Regions from separate parts of the Homo sapiens genome. Here region 2 is linked to region 1. A link is a contact called in ENCODE Hi-C data. All regions are on one chromosome and are shown on one strand. The core of a region is the stretch at or near the end of the contact, and the rest is flanking DNA. Distances in the headings are between cores, read along the strand shown.

Region 1 (5,033 bases), core at 2,242-4,741:
TGATTTTGGAGTATTTTAGAGCCCCAATGTAGAATTTTCAATTTCCCCAGTTTATCCTCCAGAAATTATCACTGTGATATACCTGTGATTGCTGAAAGGCTATCGTACATCTGTAAATGGGCATGCCATTCCTGGTACCTTCTAACTTTGTGATCACTGTCCCCATGCATAAAATATGGAGTCCTGCAGAGCAGCTAGAGAAAGGGTAAGTAGCTCAGAGTCTGTATCAATGGGGAGCTGTTTAAAAATTGATGTTATCAAGTAGGTTCACACATTAAACACCCAGAAAATGTTGGGCCTCCTCCTATGTGGTTTTCCTGAATTCTTGATGCAACCTAGAAGAACTAACGTTAAAAAGTAAAGAGCACAGTACAGACAGTAAGAGTTCTGTTTGTGAAGACTAATACAGGAAGTGATGCTATGTCTGATTCTAGAATATGGTTAGAGTTTCACAGACAAGAAACAAGATCTGTAACTTGATAATTATGTAAATACAGACCTATGTGCAATCAGTCTAGAAGCTCCCTGAAGGCAGGGATGGGTTACCCATATTTTGTCTAACACTTCTTTACATTCTTCTAAGGTGCGTCTTGGACACAATAATCATTGTGAACATACTTGATAACATCAAGTATTAAATTGGGGAAATCAAAAAATACTCCAAAATCATCATTTGCTATCTACTGCATTACTGAAATATCTCATCAGAACTCTCTTTTCTGTGATTTATTTTATACACATTTACCTTGTTGTGCCAGTTTCATTTACATGCTAGTGGCCTATACATAAAAAGGTGTAGTAAGTGTTTTTTATCTAGTTGAAAAGGCTTTAAAAAAGACTTTTGTAACTTGTAACTTTTTCACTGGTTAAGTAGCATCTTAGGAAACAGGGAGAAAGCATTTCAGTTCATTATTCTTCTTCATTTACTGAGTAAAAACCATATGCCAAGTACCATACCCCTGGAGAGGGTATAAGGAGTCTGAGTGTATTACAGCTCTTACCCCCAAGAAACCACAGCAGTGTGGCTAAGTGGAAACTCAAACAAAACAGCATATCAGTTGACAAAAATTTACACATATACATTAGATTCATCGTTGCTGGATATTATAAACCATTCCTGCCATAGTTGTGAAGGACCTATTTGATCTATAGGTCTAAAATGAACCTGTTTGATATCAGAAGCATATGGCAGTAATTGACTTTCAACAATTGACTTTCCAAATTATCTATACCTAAATAATCCCAGAAAAATTATTCAATTTCAGTTATTTCAATTCAGTAGTTTGTTAGGTAGCTGAATTCTTTTTCAGTTTATGGTTGTGGTTTGTGGGTCCAGCCTACAAGAGCTTAACTAAATCTCTAAAACTCCAACATGATTATATGAGTGTATATATACACACATAAATATATGAATATATGTAATTTATATGCATATGCACACACATATATCTGAAACTTGAAATATACCATTTTTGTTCTCTCACTGTCGAATTATGAAGCACAGATCTAATGGTCAGGCTTTTCACCCAGACTACTATAGCCAGCTGTCTTTAGGAGAGTGTGGCTGAGTCCTTGTTATGCAGACAAGAAAAGGAATATTTGAAAGTGCAATGGCCCTGCAAGTGCTCAGATATTCATTGCACACCATGATGATTACATCTGAGAATCTGTTCCTCCTTTATTCTATTTTTTCTTAAGAAATGGTCTTCTCTTTAGGAATGAATATGTGGAAGCAAAATGACTAGTTTATAACAGGCAGTACTCAAAAATGTTGTGAGTACAATGCAGAAACCTAACAGTGAAATTGCAAACTGAGAAAAGGAATCAAACAAGGGCAGAAAACAAGCGTTAAGGCTCGAGAATAAATTACGCATAGGACAAATTGGTACTCATTTTGAGAAGGAGAGGAGAGGTGAATTTAAACAGTCAAGTAATAAAAAGTCATTGTTCGGTAGAGGCTGTCTAGTGTAATGTTTAACAGCATGGACTGTATCCCAAGAATTGAGTCTGAAACCTGAATCTCCCACATACGAGTTCTGTGACATTGAGCCAGATCTTAAAGTCTCTAAATTTCTCTTTTGTTTTGTTTTGTTTTGCATGTAGGGAGAGGAGTATATACTTCCTAAGGTTGTGAAAAGGATGGTTCATAATAAAAGTATGTAGCGTTATTGAGTACATACTATGTGTAGGAATGTTACATGAATAAATTTATGAACCTTCATATTAACCCAATCTGGCAAGTACCTGCACTATTATCACTATTCCTATTTAGTATTTAAGAAAACTCAGGTTTGACTGGATTAGGTGACTTGTCCAAAGGGATACAGTTCAGATTTTTTTTGTTTTTGTTTTTGTTTTATGTAGCATAGAGACTTTTTTCAACTTTTAGATTCAGTGGGTATACATGCAGGTTTGTTACCTGGGTATATTTCATGATTAAAGCTGAGGTTTGAACATGGCAGAGTGATTCTAAAGCCCGTGGTTAAAGGACTATGCTGTCATATTGGCATGTAAAGTGCTTATCATAGCTTAGCATAGAGTAAGGCTTCCACATGCAAATCAAAAGAGAAACATTAAACATTAGCTGAAGAGGAAAACCAAATCACCCACCAGGAGGAAATTGACCTGGCCCTTTCTCCCAAGTGTATCACATGATATGATGTGTGCAGGTGTCAGATGATGCTGAGATGGCCGACAGAGCTCAATTCAGAAACAAGTGATGAGCTCCTTAACAAATTCCCTCAGGAGAGAACTGCCTCCCCTCCCCTTTCAAACGAGGCTGACCTTGAAGTTGTGCCTAAATTGCTCACCACAATCTCAGGCTCAACTTGCTAACTCATCTATCCAAAACACATGCATCCCCGACTTCTCCCTATTTCATGGGGTATCAAAAATAGAGACTTGAACCTCATAAAGTTAGTACAGGCCGGGGTGTTCACCATCTTCATAGCTGATTTACAGTTGCTTTATTAAACTGCCTCTGATCTGGTCAGCAGGCTATGAATGTGAACACCTAGTTAGAGCTGACCTTGAATCCCATTGGAACAGTAGACTTCTTTATTACATTTGAAAACCTAAAAATGTTCAAGGGGAGGTGGAAGGGAGGAGAGGCAGGCAGAGGGTGCTAGGTGCTTTGTTCAACCACCATGGTTCCCTCTGTCGAGATGGAAGATGGCTGTTGCTTAAAGCTTCTGCCCATCTTTGTCCTCTGGAAATATTTGTATTATACAAATCAAAGAATGGAACGCACCTGCCTCCTCCTCATTCTTCTCCCCTCCCCGACACTGGAATGAATGCATACTCTTCACACAGGACCCACAGGAAACCTGTTACCCCAAGTAACTGTTGCATTCTCATGTGTTCAGTCACAGGAAGAATTTCAGTTTCTCTCTTCCCCACGATTGGAGATGAGGCTGAGGTCACGGGAGAGAAAGAGCCCTGTCTTGTCTCCCAACAAGAGGGGTCTGTGCAGCTGCTGGGCCCACAGCAGACAGAAGGCACGCGGCAGCTGAGGCTCTTTAGAAGGCTTCCCACCCACTTCCTGAGTCTGGCTTTGATTTCTTAAAGGGCAGATGCACTTATTCCAGAGTCGCTCCCTGATTCAGCTGTCGGGGGGAGGGTGGAATAAAAAGCTAAAGCAACCATTTCCTTTTCTGTAGCTCCTTTGCTTTGTCTCAGATCCTCTTTTCTGAGTTATCTGCTACTAAGTCTGTCTCTCCTTCCGCTCAGAGCAGCAGTGGCTGAGTTTTGTCGAGTGCTAGATAATCACTGATCTTAATTATAAACAGCCTCAGCTCAGAGGAATGGTTTTGATAGGAAAGTCAACACCAGGACGCAAGATGGGTAGGTAGCAAAATGGAACCCAAGCCAGTTTTCCAATAAAAAACAGACAAAATATATTTATAAGTAAGATTCAATTCATCCTCCACGCAGTAGCAGCCTGGAGGCTCCTTGTGAACTGACCTCTGTCTACTGTCCCCTTTAAACTTTTTTTTTTTTGATACGGAGTCTCACTCTGTCGCCCAGGCTGAAGTGCAGTGGTACAATCTCGCCTCCCTACAACCTCCACTTCCTGGGGTCAAGCAATTCTCCCGCCTCGGCCTCCCGAGTAGCTGGGATTACAAGCACGCATCACCACGCCTGGCTAATTTTTTTTGTATTTTTAGTGGAGACGGGGTTTCGCCATGTTAGCCAGGCTGGTCTCGAACTCCTGACCTCAAGTGATCCGCCTGCCTCGGCCCCCCAAAGTGCTGGGATTACAGGCTTGAGCCACCATGCCTGGCCACCCCTTTAAATTTTATGCTTCAGTAATAGTGTTGATTTTACCTCCAAAATACAGAGCTGTTTCATGCTTCTGTGCCTTTGTGGACTCTTCCCTCTGCCAGAAATGCCTTCTTACTGTGTCTTCCTGGAAATATCTTATTTGACTTTTAAAAACTGGTGCAGACATCACCGCTTCATCTCCCTCCAGTGTTTTTCATTTAATTGGTCTGGGATGTGGCCTGAGCCCTGGGAGTTTTAAGTGCTCCCCAGGTGATTCTAATCTGCACCAGAGTTTGCCAATCACTGCTTAAGGCCAGCAGTTTTCAGACTTGAGCAGGCATCAGAAACAGCTGGAGGGCTTGTTAAGGCACAGATTGCAGGGTCCACCCCCTGAGTGTAGAATTCAGTAGCTCTGGAGAATTTGTATTTCTTTCTTATTTTGTTTTCTCTTTTGTTTTGTTTTGTTTTGTTTTGTTTTACTTTTATGTTTTTGGATCTTGTTGCATACCAAGTTTTTTTTGTTGTTGTTTTTTGTTTTTTAAGGGATTTGCTGATGTTTTTACTATTAGTATTCACATTATTTCCTTTTTTAAAAAAATTTATTTAAAACAGACAAAAATTTTATCTATTTATGGTGTACAACAATGTTTTAATATAGGTACACATTGTGGAATGGCTACATCAAGCTAACTAATATACGCATTACCTTACATGCATGTCATTTTATTTTATTTATTTATTTATTTATTTATTTATTTTTTGCAGTGAGA
Region 2 (5,687 bases), core at 1,176-3,675, 1.1 Mb after region 1:
TGAATACTTTATTATTATTAGAATGAGTTGAATCTTATTGCTATATGCTTCTTTCTACTGGAAGGTCCCCTTTTGTAATAACATTCTTTAGGCCTATAATTACTGTTTTAGTCTTCCCTGCTGAAGGAGAAGGATATTATGAACTGTCATCCTGGTATTTATGCCAACGTTCAATATCTAAATAAAGAGAAAATTTGTTGCTAAGGGCACCTGCTTTTTTCCCAAGTTTTTTTCACTTGCTCATTAAAGAAATACATAAAATTAATCTAAATAAAATTAGCCATTCTCCTAATAACCAAAATCCAATTAACATTCTAGAATGTTTTTTGTTGTTGTTGTTCTGATAAAGACAAAAGCCCTTAAAAACAGTTTAATATGTTTACATTTTTTCACTCCTGTGTCACTGCAGCCACTTTCCTCAAGGCTAGTTGATTTACAGACAAATCAATATTCTTTAAAAACCATACGGCATAAACAGGTACTTTTCCTGGCCTACAAGCTAGTGACTATACTAGTATAGCTACCATGTATTTACTTACTCGACCCTTTTTCTTCAGGTTACTTCTGGTTTCAAATGCAGCAATCACAACAAAATTTAATGCCTGAGGACTCCATAATAGGTAAGGCAAGACAAGAACAGATGGAAGCAGAGCAGTTGAACTTTTCAGCGAAGCAAACAAAAAAACAAGTTACATTTCGCTCAGATTTGCATTCTCAATCCAATTGTACCAGTAACACAATTTTGTATAAAATCCAAACCATCAGGAAAGAAAAATTAAAACAGTCTTTCACACTCTGCATACTAACTCTGAGATAAATTAGGAAACATGAAAGCATGCAGATATTGGAGGGTTGTCTCCCACACAGTAAGCATCCTCTCTCAGGGCTAACCATACCGCACAGCTTCAGGAGAGGACCATTCGTATGACAGTCTGCATAAATGGCGCCTCTTGAAGTTATACAGTGAAATACTTTGGATTAAAAAATAAAACTTCAATTTAGCAGTTGCAAAGATCAACTTTATTATTACCTAACCCATGGAAAATGGATTACACATATGATAATTTTAATGAAATCAAAATGTTATTTACCCAAAACATCCCATTTTGCTATCCACTGTCGGTAAATGAGCATTCATTGTGCTTTCACAAAATCTATGCCTCACTTCAGAGAGTTATATTTAATGTTATCTATTTTGTGAAACAAATACATAAATGAACTTTGTTTCGTTTATGAAACGAACAAACCATTTTCCCACACACTAGGAAGACATTCAATCTTTTTATGTTTATGGTGAAGCAGCATCTTTGCAAAGTCAGAAAACAGTAATAACCAACACTACATAAGGCTCAGTATTACGTTAGGGTCTGTTCTTTACATTCTAATCCTTCCAATTACCATAGAGCTAGATTAGTATATTAAGCAGATAAAGAAGCAGAGAGGTCAAATGAGGTTGCCCAAGCTAATATTTGGCAGAGCTAGAAATCAAACTCAAGAGTCTGGCCTCAGATTCTTTGTTCCTGCCATACATAAACATACATTTCATATTCCCTAAATCAGTGTTTTGCTCTAGAGAATTAGGAAGTAAGGCTCTCTGAGCCATAAAACATTATTTTAGTCATGAAAAGCAGCATTTCTACCATCTTGAAAGTCAATTGTCAATTAAGAGGTCAGCAAAAGACTACAGTAGGAATGAACCTTCTGTAAGCCATCCCTTACACACTTTGCTACCTTACTGTCTCTCCAACTAAACTAGTTCCTAGAGATCAAGGCCTGTGTCTAACATTTGCAGACCCAATGTTGGACACCAGTGTGTCTTGCATTTCTTACTGGTTAATGAACAGATCAACTGCAGAACTACCTGAGACCAACCCCACAGAGTAAGGAAAACCACTGACTGGGTTAAAAGGAAATTCAAGAACTTCCAAAAATAGTAGGCCTAGCCAAGCAGTGACTGCAAAGAGCAGGAGTATGCAGAAAAAAAGACTTGCAAGACTCCAAACCGAATCTTTACAAACTATTTCACACGTCTGTCCAAAAGCCTTAGCTTTGACACTATTCCTACAGGTCATACACTTAAATGGACCAATTACGAAGCACCAGAGATACCAGCCTTATCACTTCTTTTGCCCCTCTAGGCAGCTTCAACAATCTAATAAGCATTTTCCTCAATTTAAAAAAGTGATCATTGCCTCAATAATCACGAGTTGACATATTAAAGATGATTCTTTCCCCTACCTCAAGGTTTTGGGAAGAATCTGAAATGAAACAGCTTGGTTAGGGACTTTAATATTTCACAGATTATCAATTAGGTCTGAAATTTGAACAGTCTTAAGAGATCCAGCTGGAGTAAATAACTCAGCAGATTTTTTACTCTTCTGTGATTTCAGATTATCTCGTCCTGCACTACTAAGCCAGAAGAGGAAATGATCCAGACAACTCAGATTTTAATGTAACTGAAATAAGCACAAACTTACACACTAGGGCTGATGTATTACAATAGAGTACGATGGACAATAATACTGGGTCAAATTCATCCACTTCATGTGGACAGCTTGAGTCTCCGAAAGAATGCGACAATACATTCAAAGAACATAAATGCTGGAATCAGTTCTTGCTAGCAACACGAGCCAGCAATGTTATTATGTGAAACTGCATCCAAAAAAAAAAAAAAAAAAGCTACAAAGTCATAAAAATAGCCCTGAGAATAACTAATTTGAATAGTGTAAGTAAACAGTTTTCTTGAGGAAGGAAATCGGGTGGCTGGAACACAGGTAGGAGACACCCTGCAAGTCAAACAAGCTTAATCAAAACAAGAGCTAAAAAAACCCTATAAAACCCCTAATCTGACAAGTCTGAAGTCAAGCCACATACTGCCACATCTCAAGGGCTTCTTACCCATCCCTATCTATCCTGGGCTGGGCCAGGCCAGGCAGTTTTCTAAAAAATCTCTGCCTTAGGAAACTAGTAAGTCAGATATAAAGTCAATCAATGTCTCTCACTTTCCTTCTACACTTTTGTGATTCTGGAGGTAGGACTCTGCCAGGGGCTCCTAGTTTAAGTCTGCAGATAAGGGAGTGTTAAGGGAAAACTGCGAGAGACGACAGTGCTGTCTCCCCTCTCATGGGTGCATCAGCAGATTTTTTTTTTTTTAAGCTCATCGGCTATCATTAGTGTTAGTGTATTTTATGTGTGGCCTAAGACAATTCTTTTTTTTTTTCTTTTGTCGCCCAGACTGGAGTGCAGTGGCACGATCTCGGCTCACTGCAGCCTCTGCTTCCCAGGTTGAAGCAATTCTCCCACCTCAGCCTCCCAAGTAGCTGGGATTACAGGCGTGTGCCACCACACCCAGCTAATTTTTGTATTTTTAGTAGAGACAGGGTTTCACCATGTTGGCCAGGCTGGTCTCGAGCTCCTGACCTCAAGGGATTGGCCCGCCTCAGCCTCCCAAAGGGCTGGGATTACAGGCGTGAGCCACCATGCCCAGCCATGAGACAATTCTTATTCCACTGTGGCCCAGGGAAGCCAAAAGGTTGGAAATCCCTGTTCTAAAGCAATGCAGGCTTCACATGTGACTAGTTTTATGAGAGCCAATACAGATTACCTATCTCCTAAAAATTCTACCTTGCTTCCCTTCAGCACTATCACTTTTTAAAAGGTTTTATTTAGAAAACACTTCAGGTAAAATATTTACAAAGGAATGAAGTACTAATACATGCTACAATATACATGAACCTTGAAAACATGCTAAATGAAAGAAGCCAGAAAGAAAAGGCCACATATTGTATAATTCCATTTATATGAAGTGTGTACAATAGGAAAATCCATAGAATTGGAAAGCAGATAAATGGTTGCCAGGGGTTGAAGGTAGAGTGACTGCTAATGAGCACAGGGTTTTTCTTTTTGGGGTGACAAAAATCTTCTGGAATTAGCAAGTGATGATGTTGTACTACTTTGTGAATACATGAAAAAACCACTAAACTGTACACTTTGAGTGGGTGAATTTTATGGTATGAGAATTATACCTCAAAAAAATAAATGAAGCATTTGAGTTTTCCTTCAATATTCAGTGAGATTTTGGAATCTTACCGATGAATTAGAGATTGGAATAGTAAAAGTAAGTGAAGGGAAAATAAATATCTATTACTTGACTATTTAGTATATAACATATTCACAGCATGTTAACAGAGTTTTCAGTTTTTTGAGATAGGATCTTGCTCTGTCGCCCAGGCTAGAGTATAGTGACACAATCTTGGCTCACTGCCGCCTCAACCTCCCAGGCTCAAGTGATCCTCCCATTTCACCCTCCCAACTAGTAGCTGGGACTACAGACATGTGCCACCACACCTGGCTAATTTTTGTATTTTTTTGTAGACATGGGGCTTCTTCATGTTGCCCAGGCTTTTCTCAAATTCTTGGGCTCAAGCAATCTACTTGCTTCAGCCTCCCAAAGTGCTGGGATCACAGACATGAGCCACCGCACCCAGCCAACAGAAATTTTAGTAATGAATATATATTCATGGACTACACTTCTGAAGAAAAGAAACTTCAAGTTAAAAGATTACTTTTGAAGCTAAGTATCTGTGATCCAAGCATAGACATGCTGACTCAAGTTACACAGTCTTAGTTCAAATATCTCCTGGGTCTGGTATGTCGACATTCTACTCCCCCTTTTCTACTTATGCTTCAAAATTCAGCTCAAATATCATCCTCTAAAAACCTTTCCCTAAACCAACCTTGAGGGTTTTCCAGGCCAGTCTGTCACTTCTTTGGTGTTCCCATTGATGCCTTTGTATTCAATATACAAAGCAGTGCTAGCTGTATGATTTTACTTTTGTCTCCCATTCTACCCATCTTTGCATTGAAGCCAAGCACACATATGACCAGTGTTTCTGCAAAGTGTACACTAAAATCATAAGCAGCTCTTAAAACAACAAAAATATGTTGGGCTGGCAATGTTAAATTTACAAACTTCCCCAGATAATTCCAATGTATAACCATGAACTAAGTACTCAGACTAGAAACAAGTGTTCAGAGAAAATAGCCCATAGATTCTTGTCTTGGCATCCTTGCCAATACATCAGCAGCCCTGCCAATTAAACTAGGAGAAGAAATAGGCAAGGTCTGGCCAAGTACTTCTCTAAGCACAGTCAGTGCTGGCCCCTGAACAGAACTTGCAGCACTTTTAGTTTAACCCTTACCTGAACCACAACAATAAAGACAGGGTCCTGGACAGTGCACTTTATTTGAAAAAGTGTAGGCCAGGCGCGGTGGCTCATGCCTGTAATCCCAGCACTTTTGGAGGCTGAGGCGGGCGGATCACGAGGTCAGGAGTTCAAGATCAGCCTGACCAACATGGTGAAACCCCGTCTCTACTAAAAATACCAAAATTAGCTGGGTGTGGTGGTGCACGCCTGTAGTCCCAGCTACTCAGGAGGCTGAGGAAGTAGAGCTGCTTGAACCCAGGAGGCGGAGGTTGCAGTGAGCCAAGATCACACCATTGCACTCCAGCCTGGGCGACAGAGGGAGACTCTGTCTCAAAAAAAAAAAAAGAAAGAAAGAAAACACAAAACTCAACTTGATATATAAATGAATGCAAGATAACTCTAACATATTTTTAGACTTACTGAGAAAAAAAATTCTCGTTTAAAATTAGTCTGATTCAGTGGTACTTTAAATACAGTCAT

Evidence for each region. Hi-C counts contacts between places; a loop is a spot of excess contacts on that map. Pooled maps may share reads with other maps.
Region 2: a loop to region 1 is called in a map with no recorded cell type, with 2.1 times the contacts of the local background. The contact joins the enhancer-like site here to the promoter of LINC02391 in region 1. A Hi-C loop is called at or near these places in 2 of 37 single-sample maps with no recorded cell type and 2 of 50 pooled maps.

What each region holds. Positions count from the first base shown.
Region 1 is chr12:92,360,341-92,365,373 of GRCh38, forward strand. LINC02391 (long intergenic non-protein coding RNA 2391) reads right to left here and starts at 3,492. Exons shown (of 5, transcript XR_007063404.1): 1 at 3,251-3,492. The region is part of intron 1 of LOC105369902 (a long non-coding RNA gene); the gene reads left to right. RefSeq lists enhancers at 2,475-2,564, 3,045-3,094.
Region 2 is chr12:93,423,731-93,429,417 of GRCh38, forward strand. The region is part of intron 1 of UBE2N (ubiquitin conjugating enzyme E2 N); the gene reads right to left. Among named protein-coding and RNA genes, the nearest start is that of UBE2N, 15 kb to the right of the region's middle. RefSeq lists an enhancer at 2,659-2,708. Within about 2 kb of position 2,426, at least 3 of the 41 ENCODE cell types and tissues checked have a DNase peak (open chromatin) inside an H3K27ac peak, as active enhancers do.